Linked DNA regions of Homo sapiens: region 1 is linked to region 2. The links are chromatin contacts, found by Hi-C or POLR2A ChIA-PET in ENCODE. All regions are on one chromosome and are shown on one strand. Each heading gives the region's core, a stretch centred on a gene start or an enhancer-like site at or near the end of the contact. The rest is flanking DNA. Distances are from core to core; before and after follow the strand shown. Region 1 overlaps RASAL2 (RAS protein activator like 2). Region 2 overlaps CRYZL2P-SEC16B (CRYZL2P-SEC16B readthrough).

What was found. A loop is a pair of places that touch in the nucleus more often than their neighbours do. ChIA-PET counts read pairs that join two places held with the same protein, here RNA polymerase II (POLR2A). Pooled maps may share reads with other maps.
Region 1: a loop to region 2 is called in a pooled map, with 4 times the contacts of the local background. The contact joins two enhancer-like sites. A Hi-C loop is called at or near these places in 9 of 168 maps with a recorded cell type or tissue (HAP-1, heart left ventricle, left lung and 5 more), 1 of 37 single-sample maps with no recorded cell type and 1 of 50 pooled maps. POLR2A ChIA-PET finds 5 or more read pairs at or near these places in 6 of 52 experiments (AG04449, BJ, MCF 10A and 3 more).

What each region holds. Positions count from the first base shown.
Region 1 is chr1:178,260,890-178,264,437 of GRCh38, forward strand. The region is part of intron 1 of RASAL2 (RAS protein activator like 2); the gene reads left to right. Among named protein-coding and RNA genes, the nearest start is that of RASAL2, 170 kb to the left of the region's middle. Within about 2 kb of position 1,407, at least 2 of the 41 ENCODE cell types and tissues checked have a DNase peak (open chromatin) inside an H3K27ac peak, as active enhancers do.
Region 2 is chr1:178,030,250-178,033,553 of GRCh38, forward strand. CRYZL2P-SEC16B (CRYZL2P-SEC16B readthrough) reads right to left here. Exons shown (of 32, transcript NM_001356506.2): 4 at 2,778-2,836; 5 at 2,181-2,246; 6 at 1,302-1,411. It also overlaps the pseudogene CRYZL2P. Among named protein-coding and RNA genes, the nearest start is that of CRYZL2P-SEC16B, 6.1 kb to the right of the region's middle. Within about 2 kb of position 1,767, at least 6 of the 41 ENCODE cell types and tissues checked have a DNase peak (open chromatin) inside an H3K27ac peak, as active enhancers do.

The DNA.
Region 1 (3,548 bases), core at 157-2,656, 230 kb after region 2:
GTTTGTTCTTGTTATTGTACTTAGACTGATATTCAGTGTTTAATAAATTGATGAACTGTGAATGCTAAATAGAAATTGTTGTTGTTCTATAATCTTGGCGTTAGAACAGTCTGAATGTGAGATGCAGTAAGGAGAAGAGCCAGAAGGTGTGGAGGTCATTCTATTCATACAGCTCCGAGCTCCTTGCTGCTGCCATCATTATTAAACAGCTCTTTGGAACTCTCTAATTTTAGTCTCTGTGAATTCTCCCTTTTTTCCTTGCCAGTTTCCAATCTGTATTTTGAGAAATACTTGATTAAAATATTTATCTCCTAAGTAGAAAAATAAGAACTCTGGAATTGTCCAAACCCTCATGTTTGTAACTCATGGAAAACAAATAAATTTGATGTGAGCATAATATAAATATTTAGGCCTACCTCTGGATAGGTATTAGAGAAGAGCTTAGCTACAGACGTTTATAACAACTTAGCTCTACATATCTTTTTTTGTATACCTTTATAAAGACATACAACCTTTTTGACTTTTAACAATAATATAATCACCCCATATTCCACCTGTGTTTTTATGTTGCAGTAGTTACTCCAGCTAACACAAACAAGTTTATATACTGAATTTTTATATGTGAGTTCAAGGTGAATAGTAAGTAAAGAAAAGTAACTTTTCCAGGAAATGCACATAAGTGCTCTGTGTTACTAAAAGAGTACTTCATAACACAGAGGAACATAACTGTAAGGATTAATTAGAAGTGTTGGATGGGCGTGGTGACTCAACGCGTGTAATCCCAGCATTTTGGGAGGCTGGTGGATCACGAGATCAGGAGTTAAAGACCAGCCTGGCCAAGATGGTGAAACCCCGTCTCTACTAAAAATACAAAAAAAGTAGCCTGGTGTGGTGGTGGGCGCCTGTCATCCCAGCTACTCAGGAGGCTGAGGCAGAGAATTGCTTGAACCTGGGAGGTGGAGGTTGCAGTGAGTTGAGATTGCACCACTGTACTCCAGCCTGGGTGACAGAGTGAGACTGTCTCAAAAAAAAAAAAAAAAGTGTTGATGTGCTTTGCATTACAAAAAATCTATATCATGAAGTTTTCTTAAAGGACTCCAGCCTAGCTAGCCTTTTGAGAGTCTCTCTATTAGGGGCCTGCTAGGGCTATTTAAATTCTTAATCCTCTTTTTTTGGTGTCATTATATTAAGAATATAAAGACGAATAATTGAATGATTGAGGAATATTCCAAGTATATTATTTGGAGGAATTATTAGCAAAATCAGTATCCTTTCTCTGCTGAAAACAGTGACTAAAAAGAGAAAGTGGGCAGGCTCCTTGTATTGTTAGGAAGGTCGTGCTCTTGGGCTTTGTATAAATGCAGGGTATTTAAAGTTCCCAGTATCCTTGGAAACACAAACTGTTTATAATACCAATTGGTGCTTGTGTTTCAGTGACGTCATACAATTTACAGATCCACACAATGAACGTCTTGTTTGTGGACCTACAGAGGAGTTCAGATAGTTTTGGAAAAGCAACTGAATGCCCATAGGATTTAAGGCTTAATTTGTGTGTGTGTTTTCTCAGGCTTTAATTTTAAGAAAGAGTGACAACCTTACTTTTCCTTCTTTAAATCTTACGAGTTTGGATTCAGCTTTTTTAAAAATAGCAAAAGATGTCACCCATCAAATTTGTCATTGTTTTATATTCTTGTGATTGCATTTGAGAAGTATATACACATTTTTGTACCAATTGAAACCTGTAGAGAAATAGATGAAGAAGATCAATTACTCCTCTCAAGTTTAGCCATCAACTGTGAGTGGTAAGAGACTTTTAGAGCTGGGAGTATTTGATAACTGGTTAGAGTAAAACAGTGCTATTAAAAAGATTTTTTTCTCTCTTCTCATCCCCCCTGCCCCCCACTCATTTTTTTTTTTTTTTTTAAATCTGAGAGGGAATTGGTAGACTGACCTAAATGGTGTACATTAAGCTGAACAAATAGACCTAAATAACAGAAAGTGTTTTGGCCCTTATATTTCATTTCTGCTTGTAACTGCTTCTCTAGCCAAAAGGCTCTGGATTTGTTGTCTTTTCCTTTGTAAAGTTTGTATTAAGAATAATATGTAGATTTTTGGCACAGCAATATAACTAGAGTCTGTCTGATGGTATCAGATGGAAATATGTTTTTGTTAGAGCAAATCTGTGCAGTACTTTTTTTCCTCAGAATATTTCCAAGGAAAGGTTTATTTACATTCATCATATAATCCTGAAGACCATTCACAGTTTAAATCAGTTTTTTCTATCAGATTTTATTACAATATTTTTACCATCTGAACATTTTCAATAGGAGTAACAAATGAACCCATTGTTTCAGATGTGTGAAGTTAAAATAATAACAAGTGCTATTATTTATTGAGGGCTTTACAGTATGCCAAGCACTGTTTGTAATGCTTGATATTTCTCACTTAATCTTCACCACATTCCTACATAGTAGAAACCACATTATTCCATTTTAAAGATGAGAAAACTGGAGCTCTAAGAAGTTAAGTATCTTGACTAGAGTCACATGGCTGGCAAGTGATAGGATGGGAATTCCTTTTCAGGCAGTCTGACTCCAAAGTCTGTGCTCTTAACCACTTGACCTTCATGCTTCTCAAGAATGATAATAATCAGAGTTAACATTTACTGAGTACTTTTCTGTGTTCCAGAAATTGCTCTCAACTCTTTCTGGTGTGTTAACTTATTGAATCAAATAACCTAAGTTGAGGACATGGGTCTTGCCAGGGTTTCAGTTTGACTCTGAGCCTCCCTTTGCCAAACGTTTGTGGTTTGGTAACTTCTTCTCTAAAATCGTTTAAAAAAAAAAATTGAGACAGGGTCTCACTATTTTGCCTAGGCTGGATTTGAATTCCTGGACTCAAGCGATCCTCCCCCATCAGCCTCCTGAATAGTTGGGATTACAGGCCATATGCCACCATGCTGGGCCTCAAAGATCTTTGAAAATAATTTGTGTCTGCTGAAAATCTGTATTGAGTTGTGTTAAACAACTCCATAGGAATTCTAGCAGAGGTCAGCGTGTGCCATTGTGCTCTGAGTTAGTATTACCTTCCTTCTGGTATATTTAGGTACTCTTACTTTTCTTATGGGAGAAATAAAAATTTTAGAGAGTTATGCAGAAGTCTAAGTTTGAACCTAATATTTCAAGTGCTGCTTAGATATTTATAAGGGAAAGATTAAATACCTTGTAACCAGCATTTCTTTTCTGATTGTTTAAGTTAAAGCAGTGGATGTACATAGTTAAAAAGTCAGTTCTGCGAGGATTTAAATGAAAATGATCATTCACTTTCCCTATCTCTACCCGTTGCCTCAGCTAGTTTCTGCTCCACAGAGGCATCCATTGTCAACTCTTTCAGAGGTTTCTTTCACTATTTACCATCATATTTTAAATAACTCATGTATTCACGTACGCATACATGAAACCAAGATAGACTTATACAGTTTTAAACATTCTTTGTTTGGAATTGCCTTCTACTTGTAATCTATTTCTAAAATTCTCTCTAAACCCTCA
Region 2 (3,304 bases), core at 517-3,016:
GAGAGGGGCCTCACCTAGACTGAGGGACAGAGAATACTTCTCTGAAAAAATGACATTTGAGTTTAAATCTGAACGACAGCTCTGAGAATTACAGGTAGAGAAAATAGCATGTGCAGAAGGCATGAAGTGGGTCAGACCTTGCCAGGGTCTAGTAGCTGGAAGGATGAGTGATTTGCTTCTAGGCCCCCTCCCTAGTCTGTAAGCGAATAGATGGCAAGACCCTGCTCTGGGTTACTTTATATCCCCAGTGCCTTGCACATGATTTTTAATCAATGAATGAATATATTGTTTGAATAAATATATGTTTGAAAACTGGAGTTATGATTTTTGTAAGTGGTGACTCTAACATACAAATAACCTTGGCCTGAAGAACATTTGTTGCTACATCACTGCAAGGCCTGTGGCTCCAGCTGCTGCCGTCACTAAAACAACTCTGTGCCAAAGAAAGATGAATGCTACTTCAGAAACCTTCAGAAGTCAACCAGTAATATGATTTCACAAATATTTTAGAAACAGAACATTTTAAAGCAAGAATGTTAGAGGTCGTTTCATTCAAACCTTCATATACATCTGTTCTCCACCCTGTAAGCTTACGGATGTGACTTCTAGATTAGTGCTAATTGGGTTCAGTTTTGAAGACCTCCCAGGAAAAATATTCCTGAATCTCTCTAGGTAGCCTCTCCCTCATATCAGTGGCAACCCTTCCTTTGAGCTACCACTCCAATTTATTCTTCAGAAATTCTATCTTAAAATCCTTCTCATATTAGATACTGCCCAATGTTACAAGGTGATGAGCATGTAATGGCCACTGCTCAACTAAACCCACCTCTCTGAAGCAATTCTGAGTCTCACCTCTCTGAAAAGATCAAGAAGTAGTACGTATGCTCCAGGTAAAGAGTCAAACTTCAGCACCTTTTCTCCTGAAATGTCCCATCTGACACACTCAACAAGGCCTCACAGAAACAAATACCATAGGCCTCTAATAAACTCAGAGTGAAATGGGTTTAAATAAACCAACTATCTACACTTTAATACTTTTATGAGATCTCCAGGGCGGTCACATTTGAGAGAGGTATTTCTCCAATTCACAATGGCCAAGTTCACAGCCTATCATCTCCTCTCAGACAGAAGGATGTCCTCACAGTCAAAAAACCCCAATCTCAAGTGGCTACCTCCCTTTGGCCTTTCCTCAGCCAAAAGGAAGGGAAGGGAAGGGAAGAGGTGGGGCATGGCCTTGTCGGACACTTCTGATATCAAGAGAAGGGTACTTTCTAGCCTTCTGTCATCTACACAGTCCTTACCCAGGCTGGGTACGGGCCCAATGCTCAAGAGCAAAAATCGCAGTGCCATAAGTTATAGGGAGGACAGCAGCTTCTTATAGGGAGACCTTTTCTGGAATCTGCCACAGGTCCTAAAAAAGAGATAACAGTGACTTACAGATTGAGTGTATGTACCTAAGTCGTAAAGGCTGCTCAGTAAATATTAGGATTTGATTCAGTGACTGATTTGTAAAGGGAATCACTTGCCCATAACCAAGCCCAGTGGAAGTCAAAACTAAGCAAGCTGTAGCAGATTTCAGAACTTGAATGCATCAGACTTCAAAACCCCAAGGCTAGCATCTGGCTCAGAAAGGAGCCAACAGGTAGAGAATGGAACACAGATCACTGTACTGTGATGGGTGAATGGTCTGGTATGTCAGTTTTACCTCAGTAAAGCTGGTGGGGACAATTGTGTACTGTCCACCACCAGGGGGCACCATTCACACCCTGCACAACCATGCTAGACTACCCTGGCTGGCTCCATTCCCAGGGCTATCTCTTTCATAAGCTTTGTGTCTGGGAGAAGCCCATTACATCCAGCTCAATGCCCAAAACCAGCTTTTCTACTAAAACTACCTAGTCCAAATGAACAGCCAGCTCAAGGACTCAGAAAACAAAATGTTGTTCTTCATTAAAACACTCAATGCAAACAAAGCTCTGTGCAAAGTGTTGTCACATTAATGAAGAGAAGGAGTTTAACATTTGAAAAAATGAAGTGCTTAGCTGAGAAACAAGACATGACCAAATAAATACAAAGAAAAAGAGGGAGAGGGGAAGACAGGAATGAGGGATAGGTGGAAATTAAAGAAAAACAAAGGAGAAAAAACATCTTCAACCATTAATCTTGAGTGGTACAGATACCTTCTGGTCAGTGACGCATTCTTCAGCCATACAATTAAAGTTTCTTGTGCCAATAACTCTATCTCCCTAAAGGAAACATACCATTAAGGATATGTGCAAATGTATGACCTTGCATTCCTTTTCCTGAATTAATCAAAAAAGAAAAAAAAATGCACATCTCTGACTCCATAAGACACAGGTTGGTCTTAATTATTCAGAGTTACTGTTTAGTAAATAAAATAATAACTCTCTCAATACCACCACCAGGCTGTGAAGCCAATTTGAGTGAGCACATTTGAGACGAAGAGAGAGAGTAAGGGAAAGGTTGATTTGAATTAGAAGCCCACTCTTAATTTCACAAGAGAATCAAATTCTCTGTCCTCTTGGTTAAAGACTGAGGTGCCGCCTTTTATTCATAATGAAAAGTTTAATGAAGCCAGGAACTTCCAATTACTTCCTTTCCCCAGAAAGAATTTTGTTTCTTACCTTTCTAGTTAGGTTTCCCTTTGGTGTCTGCAGGCAAAAGCCAGTAGAAGCAAGACCCTTTGGCTACAAATGAAGTTAGCATATTTTTCATAGCTACATATACATTGATTCCCTAGACTTCAATTAATTTACCTCTTTAACTGTCCTGACATCTGTGCCTGTCTCCAATACTGTCCCAGAAAAGTCCATTCCTAAAAACATATTGTTTAAAGATTAGGTTATCTGTAAAACACAACACCATGGAGATGAGAAAACACTGATCGACAGGCTATTCCAACAGCTTTCGGAGCTGAGGATTTAGGTGCCCCTCCTCCTCTCCATATGCAGGTAGAGAGGTAAGGTGTTATACTCAAAGCACAGGAAAGTAAACATAAGATTTCACCATCACAACCTGGGAAGCTATAGCAGTCTCAATCTTACCATGACACAAATGAAAATTTCAAGAATGTGCAAAAGCACAGAGAATCACAGGTACACAGGTACTTTTGACCCTAATCACTGGGACCTCCTATAGCACCCCAGTGACAATGTTCATCCTATTTATTTATCTGTTTTCAAGTCTCTTCTGCTGGCCTGTAGGGCCCTCAAGGACATGAACTGTGTTTATTCAGACAGTACTTGGCTCAACTGGATGAACTGGTGCTGTCTGCCCTTTCCTT